Regions from separate parts of the Homo sapiens genome. Here region 2 is linked to region 1. A link is an interaction called in ENCODE POLR2A ChIA-PET data of the cell type or tissue named here. Cell type or tissue: MCF 10A. All regions are shown on one strand. Links, peaks and the distances in the headings refer to the core of each region. The heading gives the core; the rest is flanking DNA. Region 1 overlaps MAP3K20 (mitogen-activated protein kinase kinase kinase 20). Region 2 has its middle 16 kb from the start of MAP3K20.

Region 1 (8,351 bases), core at 217-8,216:
TCATGCCTGTAATCCCAGCACTTTGGGAGGCTGAGGTGGGTGGATCACGAGGTCATGAGTTTGAGACCAGCCTGGCCAACATGGCAAAATCCCATCTCTACTAAAAATACAAAAATTAGCTAGGCATGGTGGCACGCGCCTGTAATTCCAGCTACTCGGGAGGCTGAGGCAGGGGAATCGCTTGAACCCGGGAGGCGGAGGTTGCAGTGAGCTGAGATTGCGCCATTGCACTCCTGCCTGGGCAACAAGAGTGAAACTCCATCTAATAAATAAATAAATAAATAAATAAAATTAAGTATAGGATTGCAGGGAAGGAAAACTGCTTTTTTACTTTGCATACTGCTGAAATTTCTTGTTTTACACTGAACATGTATTACTTTTTTAACATAAAAATTTAAAATCTAGGAAGTAAATATAACATGGAAATATGTGGGTGTAAGTATAGCAGGGTCACAGTAAACAAATGGCTATGAATAGAAACTTTAAAAAGAAACATGATACTGAGTGTGTAAAATAAAATATTTAGGAATCTACTTTTCGTTTACTAACTATATCCATATTGGTTCCTTTACTTAAGTAAGCACTGGTCATTTTTTATTTTTGGAAGAGATTCCACCAAGCAAGAAAAAGAACTTAAAAATTCACAGAAAACTAAAAAGCTAAAATAAATGAAGTTATTTTACTTATAAGTAAGATAACAATCAGGGGGAAAGTAGGCACCTAATAAATGTCATTTTGTAAGAGTTTTCTGAAGAGTATAATTTTAATGTTGTTTTTAAAATCATATTACAGCATTACATTGATCCTTTTATCCTTGGTCCAAACAAGCACTGTTAGACAGCATATGGTATAGACTCAGAATAACTCAGAGAAGAACTTTCTAATAGTCAGTTTCCCAAAGATAAAAGGGACTGGCCCAGGAGGCTACTGAGTTCTCCTTCATAAGCAATCAGAATTCAAACAGGAGGTAAATGCCCATTTGTGGCAGTAATGTTTCGGAGGACATTAAGGCATCGGAAATATGGTCAATTAAAGTCCTTTCCAAAGCTGAGATTCTATTATGAGTAGAGCACACACTGGGTCCAAAGCCAGAAAAACCTCAGATTAAGCACTGTACTTCTCCAGTGTGCTTCTGGGAATCATACACACTTGCTTCATCATTTGCAAGGAAATAATGTAAGTAACAGTGCTTTACAAATGGCAAAGCACTGAGTAATATTATATACTATCATTTGAGGATACCAAGTTCAAACGTTAACAAAAGTTACTTAAGCCAGCCATTAAGCAGAACTTCTGAATGGTGAGTATGATTGAACCCACTTCCAGACAGCCTGTGGACTTTTAAAAACAGATACAGAATTCGCAGTGTCTGAAATGACTTAGCTACAATCTTGATCTAGAACAGCAATTCATGTGGTACTATGGCCCTAGCTGATAGAAGTACCAGATGAAGAAGGAAAACAAAATGACCTTTTGGTGCTAATGTTAAAGTGTTATCAAATAAGTGGCTATCATTCAGGAATATCAAACCTTCTCTCTTGTCACAAGCATCCAGTAGGCAGTTGAGTATCATTTAAAAAGCAACAGACACAGAGGGAACCTAACAGGGTGTAAGAGCTCCAAACCAGCAAACCAAAGACCTGGGCCCTTGGACTGAATCTGTTGCTACTGAACATCACCTATCTGAACTTCAAATTACTGATTGTTAAAATGAGGGCTTGGGGCTGTTGGACTAAAATAGCTATTAAAATTTCAGTTTGTGTATTGTATTCGATTTCTAAGAGAACAGAACTTTTCACAATTATGTGAAAACCCACCTGTTAAGCAAAAAACCTACACTACAGTGTCAATCCTTCATCATCTTTCAAATCTTCCCCATATTACAATGCTATGACTGTGTACAAAATATCCAAACCTTAACACATCCATAATTAGGAGTTCAAAACACACAAAATAGAAAAAGTGCATATTTCATAATCATGGACACTTTCAGATTTTAAACATCCCTTTAAAATCACAAGTATTTGCCAGGCACGGTAGCTCACGCCTATAATCCCAGCACTTTGGGAGGCCGAGGCGGGCGAAACACGAGGTCAGGAATTCAAGATCACTTTGGCTAACATAATGAAACCCCGTCTCTACTGAAAATACAAAAAAAATTAGCTGGGTTGGGTGGCGGGCGCCTGTAGTCCCAGCTACTTGGGAAGCTGAGGCAGGAGAATTGCTTGAACCTGTGAGGCGGAGGTTGCAGTGAGCCGAGATCACGCCACTGCACACTCCAGTCTAGGCGACACAGCAAGATCCTGTCTCAAAAAAGAACAAAAAATCACAAATATTTATTAATCTACGTGTCTTTTCAAATAAGCTACTTACCTGGAATAAATGAGGATGGTTAAAGTAGAAAGAAATTGCTAGGTAATTGTTCAAGTAGATTTTTGTGGCTTGTATGGTTGAGGATCACTTTTACTTTCTGTTACTTAAATGTTGATGCCCACGTGTCAACAGCACTAGTATTAGGAAATTTTATGTGGGTTACAATTAAAGCCAGTACTTTAAAAACTGTAAAAATAAAATTTCCTTCCATTTCTGCTCATAGATTCCCTTTTCTTTTTTGGGACACACAGATTCTCAAAAGAATATTTTATAAACTACAATAAGAGCAACATACCTATTCACAGGAAAAAGGAAAAAAAGAGAGGGAGAGAAAAGAGACAAAATAAAACATGCACACTTCTTACTCATATGTAATTACATACTAGACAATTTCTCTTACTTTAAAATTACTCAACCAGAAAAAAAAAAATCTTCTCAAGCTGACATTTAAATTAAAATGGATGCTTCTGTCTTCTGCATTCATACTTATACTTGCCTTCCCAAACAGAGAACATAGGGTATTTATAATTCTCTTCTGTACACATCTACACTACACCGTATCTCTCAGTAACAAGGTGACTACCAAGGCACAAAAGATCTAATAAGCCATAATCACTATTATTCTTTAGTCCAGGTGTTTTGGCAGATTCCTAGTCTAGATCCTGACAGTAAATGGGGAATTTTGCATATATAAATTTTAAGGTAAGTCATTGTGACATTTAACCATTTTTAAACAGATTAAAGAGCTTAATCAAATCTAACGCTTTAACACTCGCCAGCTACAAACACACAGGAAAGCATGTTTTCCCACGTAAAGTTCACAAACACAGCCATCAATCCTTTTTAGGTCAGGAGAGAAATTGAGAAGACCAATCTTCCAAAAATTTTCATCGCTACTCTCCCTAAAAAGTGGTGCTTCTTGCAAGAAAAGGATAGAACAAAGATCTTAATGTTGCAGGTTTGAAAGACAACCACATCAAAACCAGGTATAGTGGTCCTAACCTAAGCAGCTGGCAAACTGCAGGATGGATGTGGGCACTCTTCTGCCTAATAAAATCTGAATCAAACACTTTGCATCTGATTCTCTATGTGAGCTTTTATGCAAACTTCTAAAGTGCAAGGAATCCTGGGGTGGAAGAGCTATTCTGAGAGATTTCACATAGTTCATGTAATTAGGGAAACCACTTCCTTTGATTGTGAGTGTTCAAAACAGCTGAATTTCTCCTATCAAAGGCACTCTGTGATTTGGGTCACCTCTTTTACGTTCTCTTTCATGTTCCTCAGGATGAGAGGTGAAGCCGGAGAGCACATTATTTAGGGGAAAAAAGATCTTGCTTTTTGTTTTAGGGATTGAACTTGCACTATTCAAAAGATTGTCATTTAGAATCTTCCTTTCTTTCTCACCCTCTGCTTCTTTCCTTCTCTGTCGAGGCTCTTCAGGCACTGCAGAGAACACAATCCAAAATGCCAATTTAAAGCTGATGGAAAACTGTCAGATTGTGTGTAAAAGAATTCTAATTTTCATGTTTGGGTTTAAAACATAATTAGAGTTGTAATCTGCAGGCTCTTGATCTCCATATTATGCATTTTCTGTTATGACAGTGACTAAGTCAAAAAGAGGGAAAGAAACATGAACGAACAGGAAAAAGGAGCCCCACACCCCAAAAATCACATTCCTCCGTGCCATCAGCAAATGCTGTAAAAAGAAACTGCCACTCTATTCTTTCCCTATATTCCTGGGGTATCCTTTTTCCCTAAAAGTGGAACACAGGCTATTCAACAAGGTGGCACATGCTGCTTTTGTTACAGCTAATTTTAGCATTGATGTTGTTAAGGTATTCAGTACAACTTATTCTACAACACCTTGGTCAGTGTAGCACACAGGTTTGTCAATGAATATCTAAACTAAAAAGCAGTGAAAAATAATTCACTATTTACCAACCACTTAGATGCTCACATTTCTACTGAGTGTTTAAAGCAAGTCTAATAATCTATATGCTACAATCCCTAAGATTTTAGTTAATTTAAATTCAGTTAATTAAAATTATACATGGTTAATAAAAACTGGTGATACTAAGTTGTCACTCATATCAAGGAAAAGGGTTTTGAAGCATATGAAAAAATGTGATAAAATTGTCTAGAGTGATAATGATATCTCCTGCATTCATTATATTTGACATTTACAATTCAGAGAAATATAACTGGGCAGAAATTATCCCCATTTTATAAGTGCAGAAACCTAGTCCCAGAGAGGCTGGCTGATTTCCCAAACAGCAAAGGAGGAAAAGATCTAAAACTTTAAACACAGAAGAATAGGGTATGATCTCCTTCATTCAGGATTCTAAAATCTTCCCATCACAGTTTGAAAATCACATTAACTTTTCTGGCAAATATATCACATTTTAACTCATAATAAGCCCCAAATATAAAATGTCCTTCTGTTAAGCCACATCTTCCTCATCCTCTATCAATCCTTAGCTTTCCAGAGTCTCCATGCAGGACTTTCATTTCCGTCTGTTAACCCACTGCTCTAATCTGTTGAAATCTTTTCAGGTTCTTATTCTTATTGCACCTTTTAACATGTCAATTACTCTTCCGACTGTTACAGGAACTCAGAGTGAATCAGATGCTACCTAAATTATTAATGGAAGTATTGAATAGGACATTGAATAAAATTATTTAACTCTACAAGAATTAAATGCTCTTTATGTACTTGTAAAAGTGTTTACAAATCGCCTAATTTGTATACGGAAACTTTTTTTCAATATTTTTATTTCAGGACCAGATAAACTTTGCCATCCAATTAGTAATACATCCTCTTTGCTTCTATCAGAATTATAACCCCTAGTATATTTTGTAGCCAAAATGTATCGAACACTTACTATATGCCAAGCATTGTCCTGAGGCAGGTCCTGTTATCCTCACTTTAGAAATGAGGAGACTAAGGCACAAATATGTTAAAGAACTTGCCTGAGGACTAAGCTAGTCACGTGGCTGAGCTAGGGATTTCAACATGGGTCTGACGCCCGAATCCACACTTTAAACCACTTCCTCTGTTCTGAAGATATTCACAAGTTTCTTTCTCCCAGTTTGACTGTAAGATCCCTGTGGGTCTCCAACTTCCAGCACAGTTCTGGCATATATTAAGCATAATAAGGATGGAAAGGGCTCTGTAGCCTAAATAAAATAAAAGTAAAAAGAGCATCATAGCTGCCTGGAAATATCTGAAGGCTGCCACATGGAGGAAGTATCAGTTCCAATGTATGTAGCTCCAGAGGACAGTACTAAAACCAATGGGCAGCGTTAAAGTAAAGCAACCTCTAACTAAGACCAACTAAGTCAGCAGTAATGGGCTGGGGGCAGTGGCTCACGCCTGTAATCCCAGCACTTTGGGAGGAGGACAAAACGGGCGGATTACTTGAGGTCAGGAGTTTAAGATCAGCCTGGCCAACATGGCGAAACCCCGTCTCTGCAAAAAAAAAAAAAAAAAAATATATATATATATATATATATATATATATATATATGTATAGAGACACACACACACACACACAATTTAGCCAGGAGTGGTGGCATGCGCCTGTGGTTCTAGCTACTAGAGAGGGTGAGCTGGAGAACTGCTTGAACCTGGGAGTTGGAGGTTGCAGTAAGCCAGTAAGCCAAAATCACGCCACGGCACTCCAGTCTGGAGGACAGAGCGAGATTCTGTCTCAAAAAAAAAAAAAAAGATAGCTATTGAAAACAAGGAGGGTGTCTTAATATAAGATTCCTACCACCAGAGGTATTTAAAATATGCAGATTACCAGATGATGTAGAAAATAATCCCATACTGAGAATCTCTGGTTAGGGTCAATCAGTGGTTCTCAAACCCCAGTCCACTGACCTGCTACATCAGGCATGAATGTTTTTGTTTTTTGTTTTTTGTTTTTTGAGATGGAATATCGCTCTGTCACCCAGGCTGGAGGGCAGTGGTGTGATCTCGGCTCACTGCAAGCTCCGCCTCCCGGGTTCCCGCCATTCTTCTGCCTCAGCCTCCCAAGTAGCTGGGACTACAGGTGCCCACCACCATGCCCGGCTAATTTTTTGGATTTTTTTTTTTTAGTAGAGATGGGGTTTCACCATGTTAGCCAGGATGGTCTCAATCTCCTGACCTCGTGATCCGCCCGCATGAATGTTTAAAAGAAAAAAATTTAAAATGCACACACACACAGGAGCCTCGGATCTACCCTGGAACTACTGAATCAGAGTCCTTGTTGTGGGCTATGTGTGTTTTAACAAGCCCACCACGTCATTTTGAAGCACAGCCAAAATTAGAAAGGTTGGTCTTGTGAGTTCCTGTTCAACTTAAACATACTATAATGTTATACAGCATACCTTCATATTCTCTGAAGGTATGCTCTTTAACTCTCTGAAGGTATGCTCTCAACTATCTCTTAATTTATGGTTGTATTTAAAATTCTAATGTATGACAGATGCCACAGTCCCTGAATGACTCTCACTCTCTAAATCAAACTCTGGCATCTACTCTCATTTCACTGGGTCCTTTCAGTTACAGTTATTGTGAGAAAGCTTCTTCCAAGAACTTAGTGTTAATTTGGAAACTGTAGTTTCCAAACTGTGCATCGTCTCTACGTGTTACCCAATCTGCTTTCAGATCTTATACACTTTTTATCACCATGGATAAAAACACTGATACAAGCTTCTTTAGGTAAAGGACTCAGATGTTTACATTGCTTTGCTACTAAACTATCTTCTAAAATTTTGGAATTAAATAAAAATACACATTCTTCACCATACTTCCCATTTTAAAATATGTAAAATTTAGGAAACTATTTAGAAAGATGACTCCCTAAATTTTATATATCTCTATCACCAACTTAAGTAGAGAAACATTGAAGGACTGTGTAGGAGTGAGCCACATTTTTAAATCAATAAATACTTTTGAGTACCTACTGTATGTAAAGTACTGTTGAGGGCATGGAAGTGGAAAAGAGAAACGCTCAGGATACATTTCTAACATTTATTTAATACTATGTGCTAGGCACTGTGCTAAACACTTCTTGTGTGTTCTCTTTTAATTCCCTTAACAAGCTACCAAGGTTAACTTCATTTTGCAGATGAAGAAAGAGATTTAGTGGTTGTGTAATGGGCCCTGGGTCACAAAGCTAACAAGTGGTACAGCTGAGATGGATTCAAATTCAACAACCACTTCTGAGCCTGCACTCCTAGTCACTACACTATACTGAACCCATCCCTTTAACACCACACTACATATCTGACAGGGGAGGGGAAAAGCTTACAAAAAGCAACTGAAGACAAATGCTTGGCAGAGGTGGAAAACAGAGAAAAACTTTAACTCTCCTGGGTGGAGGCAAGGAGGGGCTAGGGCTTTGAAGGAAGGGTGTTTTAATGACAAGAAGCGCCTGAGGGGCAGGGAAGGGGTAGAAATGCATTTCAGCTGGAGTCCGAAAAAGCACACTGCTCATTCGGAGAGGATTCTTCCCTCTCTTAAAGCTGATACACAGCCTACATGGGGTGCAAGGGGTGGGGAGTCAGCCGGAGGAGAAGACGAAAGCTTTGTTGAGGGTGACTTTTGTAAAGGGACTAAATGCCATATTAAGGATTAGAAGTTTTCTATAGGTAATGGAGAACCAACAAAAGTTTCTCCATTTTTGTGCAGAAATGACATGATCTGATCTGTTTTTTCTTCTTTTTAAATTTGAGGTCCATATGACAGATGAATCAGAAAGGGGGAATAACCAGAGGCTGAAAGGAGTGATAAGTATGACTTGAATTAAGGGAAGGAGAGATGGGGACAAGAAAGCATCAATTCAAAAATATCTATGATCAACAAAACCTACATGACTGAGAATACAGCTAAACACTCATTTCCTCAGGGAGTTCCCTGACTTTCCATTCCAGGGACCTTGTTTTTGATAAGAGATGAGAATTTATCTGGGGAGAGTTAGGGATGAAAT
Region 2 (8,351 bases), core at 149-8,148, 76 kb after region 1:
AATCAGGGTGGACCTTCAGTAGTCTTAGTAGAAGAGAACTTGATAGCTTGATGAATCCCTTGGGATAAATGCTAATTAGGACTTTCAAGTGTCTAAAACTCAAAGATTAGGGCTCTGAAGACGATGTAGCATAGGGACTAAGAACATGGATCTATCGCCGGGCGCGGTGGCTCACGCCTGTAATCCTAGCACTTTGGGAGGCCAAGGTGGGCGGATCACCTGAGGTCAGGAGTTCGAGACCAGCCTGACCAACATGGAGAAACCCCGTCTCTACTAAAAACAAACAAAAAAATTAGCCAGGCGTGGTGGCGCATGCCTGTAATCCCAGCTACTCAGGAGGCTGAGGCAGGAGAATTGCTTGAACCTGGGAGGTGGAGGTTGCTGTGAGCCGAGATCGCGCCGTTGCACTCCAGCCTGGGCAACAAGAGCAAAACTCTGTCTCAAAAAAAAAAAAAAAAGAACATGGTTCTATCTGAAATGATAGGACTCACATAGAGCTGGATAGAGGCCTGGGTCTGCGGCTTATGAGCTCTGTAACTTTGGGGATTTTAATTAGCCTCTCTGAGCCTCAGTTTCTTCATCTGTAAAATGAGGATAGTACTCAGGTTTTCGTCTGGATTAAATAAGTCTACATATGAACAGCACTTAAAAACAGGACCTGGCCCAGAGTTGGGTGTTCAGTAATTCTAGCTATTATTATTGTTATTATTAGTTGCATTTCGTATGCTGAATATTTGCTGTTATTATTATTGTTGTTGTTGCTATTCAATTACCTGAATTATTTGTTTTTTCCAGAGTTAGTTTTTCTCTTTATTTTTGTTTTTTTATGTTTATGGTACTAGTTTTCTCAGAGATCTCTGGTGATTGTTATTGTTTACATGTAAGAATGAAGAATTATGTTGCTTATTTTAGTTAGCTGGCATGGATTATCTCCACTATTGTGAAGTAGATTTTTCAGCCATAGGGTGCTTTCCTGAATAGGAAAACTCAATGAGAATCTTTAGTACATGATGGGACAAGTTGACCAGCAGGCTTATTGTAGGGTAATGTATTCATAATTGGCTCAGCCTGTGTGGTTGAGTCAGTGCCAGCATGCCTTGGAGTTTTTCTGTCTTATTTCGTGAAGTTATAACCCATATGGCTAATGAAAAAATGTGAGAGATTATATTGGAGGTGTTTTTTTTTTTTTTTTTTTTGAGACAGAGTCTTTCTCTGTCGCCCAGGCTGGAGTGCAATGGCGCCATCTCGGCTCACTGCAAGCTCCGCCTCCTGGGTTCACACCATTCTCCTGCCTCAGCCTCCCAAGTAGTTGGGACTACAGGCGCCCGCCCCCACGCCCGGCTAATTTTTTGTATTTTTAGTAGAGACGGGGTTTCACCGTGTTAGCCAGGATGGTCTTGATCTCCTGACCTCATGATCCGCCCGCCTCGGCCTCCGAAAGTGCTGGGATTACAGGCGTGAGCCAACGCACCGGCCTATTGGAGGTGATTTTTTAAAGTGGCAGGAAGAGTATCTTGCTGAGTATTTAAATGCAAATTTTTGCCAATGCTCAAGAGGCGTTTAAAGAAATGATTGGTTATCAAGAAGATAAAAATCAGGCCGGGCGTGGTGGCTCATGCCTGTAATCCCAACATTTTGGGAAGCCGAGACAGGTGGATCAGTTGAGGTCAGGAGTTCGAAACCAGCCTGGGAAACATGGTGAAACCCCGTCTCTACATATATATATATAAAAATTAGCTGGGCCTGGTGGCGCACACCTGCAATCCCAGCTACTCTGGAGGCTGAGGCAGGAGAATCGCTTGAACCTGGGAGGCGGAGATTGTGGTGAGCTGAGATCGCGCCATTGCACTCCAGCCTGGACAACAAGAGCAAAACTCTGTCTCAAAGAAAAAATAAAATAAAATAAAATAAATAAATTACACACACACACACACACACACACACACACACACACACACATATATATATATATATATATATATGCAGCCTCTAAGGATTTTTTTTTTAAGTAGCTGGGAAAAAATACTATCCCCTAAGCTTATCACAACTTACAGGATATGAAGAGAAAGGAAGGGTAATGTTAACGTGTATGCTGTGAATTTGTCTCCAGGTGGAATGGCAGTGACTTATTAGGCTCCCATTTCCATGAATGGATCCTCTGCTAAGTGTGCTTGGATACAGCACAGCTAGAGGAGGCTTTGAAGTTTCGGTCTTCCTTTCTTTTTCTCTCCTACCAGGCTCTGAAATGCATTAGGTTGGTGCAAAAGTAATTGCGGGTTTTGCCATTACTTCCAAAGGCAAAACCCACAATTCCTTTTGCACCAACCTAAAAAGGAAACATATTTACTGCTCCTGATGTGAATTATGACATTCATCCTGAGGAGGTAGAAGGAGCTTTTGCCAGTTTGGTTTTATTTTTATATATACTTATTTTTATTTTGTTTGTTTTTTTCAGGCAGGGTCTCACTCTGTCACCCAGGCTAGAGTGCAGTGGCAAGGTCATAGCTCGCTGTAACTTCAAACTCCTGGGCTCAAGCAATCTTCCCACTTCAACCTCCCAAATAGCTAGGACTATAGGTGCTTGCCACCAGGCCAGCTAATTTTTTAATTTTTTGTAGAGATAGGGTCTCCCTATGTTGCCCAGGCTGGTCTCAAAGTCCTGGTCTTAAGTAACCTTTCCTCCTCAGCCTCCCAAAGTGCTGGGATTACAGGCACCAGCCACTGCACCAGGCCCAGTTTTGGTTTTAAATAAGACTATTTAACCTATTTTATATCATAACAGTTTTTGTTATTCCTGTTTTTTTTCTTTGATAGTACCATTCTAAAGATAAGGGATCTTGGTAACAGGAGAGTCTTCTGTTTGCTCAGTACAAACAATATCTTCATCCTTAGCCCAAGTAGAGATTTTCAAGTTTGGAGTCAGAAGCTATGAGAAGATTAAAGTGGTCTGCATAAAAAAGAAAACATGACTTAGGGTCCCCAAGAATGATCTGCAAACTAAAGAGGGTGGAGAGAATTGGGAATAGAAAAAGGAGACCATGTGACTGGCAGCAGAGGAGAAAGAGCTCCAGACAAGATATATCCAATGAGGACTTGTTAAAATGAAATACTCTTGGGTTCTATAATGAAACCCCCTTGCCTCTGTTTTCTTCATAATATTCAGTAAATACACGGAGTTCAAGAACGCTTTGATTTCAGTGGAGTCAATTTCTAATGAAATAAACTACAGAGAATAATATGAAAACACATATGGGCCAATCATACGTATTTTAAGAGATAAACCATTTCAAATACAACTGAAGCCACTTCTTGTATATGAGTGAATCTCTTATGGTGAATACAAAGAAATGTTATTTCCTGAGTAAAGTCTTCCCATAACTGATATATGGCATATGATTTGTGGGATATTTATGAAGGGATTCATATACATACATACACACTTTTATTTTAAAGATAAAAGTTTAGAAAAAAATACTCCAAATCACTTTCCTAAAAACCTCACTTACTATATTTTGGCAAAATTAATCTCATGCTTTGGTTCTTGAACTCCTATCTGTTATTTTTATTTTGCAGCTTCAAAAGCCTGAATAAGCAGTCCTCTTGGGGACGAGAAGCTAGGCAGACAGCGAGCCTCATAGCTAACAACATATGCCTTGGAATCAGATGTACTTGGTTTGAGATCCCAACCTCTTTCATAATCTAAGTGTGTGACCTCGGGCAAGATATTTCATTTCTCTCAGTGTTTCCTCATCAGCAAATAGTGAAACTATTCATTTCTTAGGTATTTAGAATAAAATGCTTTCTGTATGTAACTGGCACATAGTGGGTGTTCAATAAATGCCAGAAGAACTGGCAGACAAAAAGCATTGATTACTGAACCAGTAAATAGCCCAGAAAATTCTCTTCCAAAGTCCACATTCAGAAAACTTTGTACTAAAAATCTGTGTTCCTTAGTGACCTTGCTTTTCTTCTAATTTAAAAAACAAGTACAGGACTTCCTCTATTTTTCTCCTAGCAACCATCTCATCGTGCTCAAAAGATTTCCATGCCCCGTGCTACAGACTTTCTTCAGTTGCTGCAAAGATGTTTTTTTCTAATGTATAAATGAACTCTGCACAATAAGCCTATAATACAACTGAGTATCACAGTTATTCCCATAATCCCCTCCACCCACGACTGTTTCAGTGTTGATTTAATGTTATTCATTTGCTTGTGTTGTTATTGGAAACAAATTCTTAATTAAAATGGCCCAGCATCACCTGGCTCACATAGAGTGCCACAAGCAATAATCCCTAATTTAATGTACACTTTGGCTTATACCTACAATTTAATTTCTGAAGCCAGAAATATAAATGGATTTTTATAATGGCTTCTGAGTATTAGGTGGGGGAAGATTAGGACTGCTAATGAAGAGCTACTTTCTTAGGAGGCATCTCGTAACAATGCATAATTGTTTCTAGGCGAGATAGACTGAGCATGTAAATGAACACCCAGGTTAGGCTAAAATCTAATTTCTGGCATGACCTATGTCTGTATGACTTGTGTTATATTTTGGCTTAGTTTCTAGTCTACTCTTTCATATATGAACATTTTATCTGTTGTTAAGGAGCATGAGTCTTTTATTCTATTTTCACTTCTCCTTTCTTTTATTCAGTAATTTGAAATGTTTTCTATTCCGCTGCAAATAACTTTTCAGTTGTGCCTATATAAAAATGTGGTATCTTGGTACAATTATTGCAGCAAAAACTTTGCAAAACTGGTGTAACCCAAGTTTGGAATACAAAGGACAGGCATCTGACAGAACTCGTAAACTGCCCCTCTAGCCCAAATCAATTTCAATGACTTAAAGCCACCATATAACTTTCTCTCCTTTTTCATCCTTTCATAATTGGTTTGGCTGAACTCTCAGGCATCCTTCAATGTTCTAAAGCACCTCTTTCTGTGGCCTCTCATTATAGCAGAGAGGCAGGAAAGGCACTAATATTTCTTGAGCACCAAGCACTCAGTATGCCAGACACTTTCTACACCTTCACTCATTTAGGACTCCCCCCAGCTTTTGTGAGGCAGGCGTTGTCATTCCCATTGCCAGATGTAGAAAATGAAGCTCAAAGAGATAAAATACCAAAGTTCACAGCTGAGGGCTATCACATTACAACAGTGTAGGCCACGGCACACACAACAGGAAGCCTGGTTGAGGAGGAGCTCTCTGTGAGGCAGTACCAATGGAGAGAAGGGTTGACTCTTGCCTAATACACACAAAGTTGCTGTCTATACTGGAGGTGGCCCTGATTGAGTCAAACCCAGGTCTACCTGATCTTCAAGCTGGTTATCTTTCTGCTGGTCCTGCTGCTTCCCCAAGAGCTAATAGAGTCACCCTGGAGAAGCACTTTCAACAGCTGGCTGCACCACGCCTGAAAAGCTCTCCCTAAACAAGAACAGTGGACCTTCCAGCCACTCCCCTTATGTGCTACCCTCACTCTAGTAGATGGTTTGTGAAAATGGCAACAGCTTTCCCCTCCTTATATTCACAACTTTGATGATATGACTTGGTTGTGCCAGACATCAAGAAAGAGAATTGTTTCTCCACTCTTTGACTCTTGGCTATCCTCTTGACCACTTTGGTCAGCAAAGTGCTGCAGAAGTCATAGTGTCTTCTTGGAGCACCAGTTCTGACCTGGGCCTCCAGAGCTCTTGCTTGTCCTCTTGCTTCCTGGGAACACTTCCCAGCCAACAAGTGATGAAACCCAGGATAGCTGGTTGGAGAGTGAGAGACTATATGGAACAGAGACAAGTCATTCCTTCTGAGGCCATCCTAGACCAGCTGACCACAAATGCATGCCTGAGTCCAGCCCTGATCTGCTAAGTCTGGCTCAGATGGCAGAACTGTCCAGTTAACCCATCAACTCATGGTTCATGGTTGTTGATTGAAAGCTTGTGGTTTTAAGTCACTAAAATTTGGAGTGGTTTATTATACAGTGTGATGGCTAATTTTGTCAAGTTGGAGGGTGTTTTTAGATGAGATTAACATTTAAATTGGTGAGCTGTGGCTAAAGCAGACTGCTCTCCATAATGCAGACGGGTCTCATCTAATCCATTAAAGGCACCTGAATAGAACAAAATGACTGGCCTCCATCAGCAAGAGAAAATGCTCCAGCAGACTCTGCCTTTGGACTTTATCTGCACCACCAGCCTTCCTGGGTCTCCACTTGCCGGCCTTCAAACTGGAACTGCACCATCAGCTTTCCTGGGTCTCCAGGCTGCCAGTCCACATGGTGCATTTTGGACTTGCCAGTCTGCATAATCATGTAAGCCAATCCTTTATAATCTCCCTTAAAGCTCATTCTATTGGTTCTATTTCTCTGGATAACCCGAATACACACAGCAATTGATAAACTCACTGATATCACTGAACAACCTCTTTCTTTATTCTTCTAAAGTTACCACAGCTTGGCTAGTGCAGAACACGTTCCCCAAGAGCTTCTGTGTCTCCTTACCTCAAGCGCTTCTCCCTGCTGGGGAGACTGAATCATCAGTCTGTCCCTCTGTCCTAAAGTGTCAGGACTCCTTCCTGAAATCGTCGATTCTCCTCCATTCCTGACAGGTCCTTGATGTTATCACCTGGAGACTTTTGCCACCTGTCTCTGGCTAAGGAAATAGATGGAGACCTGATGCAGCTTTTCCAGTCCTCTTTTTGTCTCAGGTGCTGCAAAAACCTGTTCTGAAGAGGTTTACACCAACTTTTGCTCTCATGTTTCTCTTGTACTGGTCCTCCTATTGTAGAATTCCACTCTTCCTGAGTTTTCTCTGGCTAGGAAGAGTCAGAACCCTCCCAGAGGAGGATGCAGGAAGAAGACTGGGATGGAATCAGGCGGCTCTCACATGCCCTGGCTCTAGGCTCTCTTTCTTCCTCAAATCTGGAGGGAAATGTCAGAGCCCATGAGCCCATAGTGCCTTGTGTTTACTTCCCTTTAGAGCAGGGCTTTGGCCCCAATCCTTCCAAGGTTGAATTGTCCCAGGAACAAAGATCCTGGCTTCCTGTAGCAGCATCCTTGACCTTCCCTAGCTGCCTGAAAAGCACATGCAAAGGAGCCCGAGCAAAGCGACCACATTTCCCATTCCCACGCCCTTATTCTCTGGGGGTTAGAAACATTCCCTTCACTCCTCCCATCCTGCAGTGTAAGACCACAGGCAGCAGGAGTGTGGTGCATCAACCCACAGGGCAGCAAGGATGGACAGAGGTTCTGGGGCTGTGATTGTCTCATGAGCTGCCCTGGCTTGACAGATGGGACACTGGCAAATGAAGCCTCCCTGCTCCTTGCTTGGATACCCACACACTGAGCCCTGGGTCCCCTGCCCACTCCTTCTCTCAACAGCTGTGCCATACATTGGCAGCTTCGGAGATGATGCAGGTAATTACGAGCTATGTCCAATGTAGCCCATTAAATGGTACAGCCACTGTAGAAGACAGTATGGCAGTTCCTAAAAAAATTAAACGGAATTGCTATACGATTCAGCAATCCTACTTCTTAGTATATACCCCAAAGTATTGAGAAGTTGGGACTTGAACAGGTGAATGGACAAACAAAATGTAGAATCGACATAAAATGGAATTCTATTCAGCCTTAAAAAGGAAGGAAATTCTGGTACATGCTACAATTTGGATGAACCTTGAAAACATTAAGCTGAGTGAAACAACCCAGACACAAAGGACAAATATTGTATGATTCCACCTATATGAAGTCCCAAAAAAGGCAAATTCATAGAGATAAAAGAATAGTGGTTACCAAGGGCTGGAGGAAAGGAAAAATGGGGAGTTAATGTTTGATGGGCACAGAATTTCAGTTTGGAATGTTGAAAAAGTTTTGGAGATAGATAGCAGCAACGGCTGTACGACAAGGTGAATGTACTAAATGCCACTGAATTATTTGCTCAAAAAGGCTTTAAGTGGTAAATTGTATGTTGTATATCTTTTACCACAATAAAAAATTAAAAAGTGGCCCAGTGTGGACTTAGTCAGGAGAAGGGATGATGTTTGTCTGTATGGGTGTCTGGGTCCACTACTGCTTTTGAATGCTTGCATTCTCCACAGCTCCCTCTGCTCTACCTTTAAGCCTTCATAATAAAGTAACTAAGGAATTAGGGATGGCCCTTACCAAGTGTCCTGGGCAGTGTGGTACACAGAAAGCAGTGGCCCTGCCGTTCAAGGGCTCACCATTGGAAATGCAACGCCCTGCCTCAAGCTCTTCAATGACTTCCTACTCAAAGGTCTGCATAGGCCTTACATGCTCTGAGCCCTTCTTAGCTCTCCAGCACATCTGGAAATGCTGTCTCCTTCGATCTCCATTAGCCAC

The links. ChIA-PET counts read pairs that join two places held together with the same protein. Peaks named below come from ENCODE experiments on the same cell type or tissue, not always from the same donor. Only the 100,000 strongest peaks of a DNase experiment are listed, where the experiment ranks them.
Region 2: POLR2A ChIA-PET joins it to region 1 with 10 read pairs; 7 of 35 experiments call an interaction of 5 or more read pairs at or near these places.

What each region holds. Positions count from the first base shown.
Region 1 is chr2:173,131,943-173,140,293 of GRCh38, reverse strand. All of the region lies in intron 2 of MAP3K20 (mitogen-activated protein kinase kinase kinase 20), which reads right to left. Among named protein-coding and RNA genes, the nearest start is that of MAP3K20, 60 kb to the right of the region's middle. RefSeq lists an enhancer at 931-1,100. In MCF 10A, for the core only: no CTCF peak of the experiment used is centred there; a DNase peak (open chromatin) is centred at 5,383.
Region 2 is chr2:173,055,711-173,064,061 of GRCh38, reverse strand. No RefSeq gene overlaps it. Among named protein-coding and RNA genes, the nearest start is that of MAP3K20, 16 kb to the left of the region's middle. In MCF 10A, for the core only: no CTCF peak of the experiment used is centred there; DNase peaks (open chromatin) are centred at 1,031 and 3,671.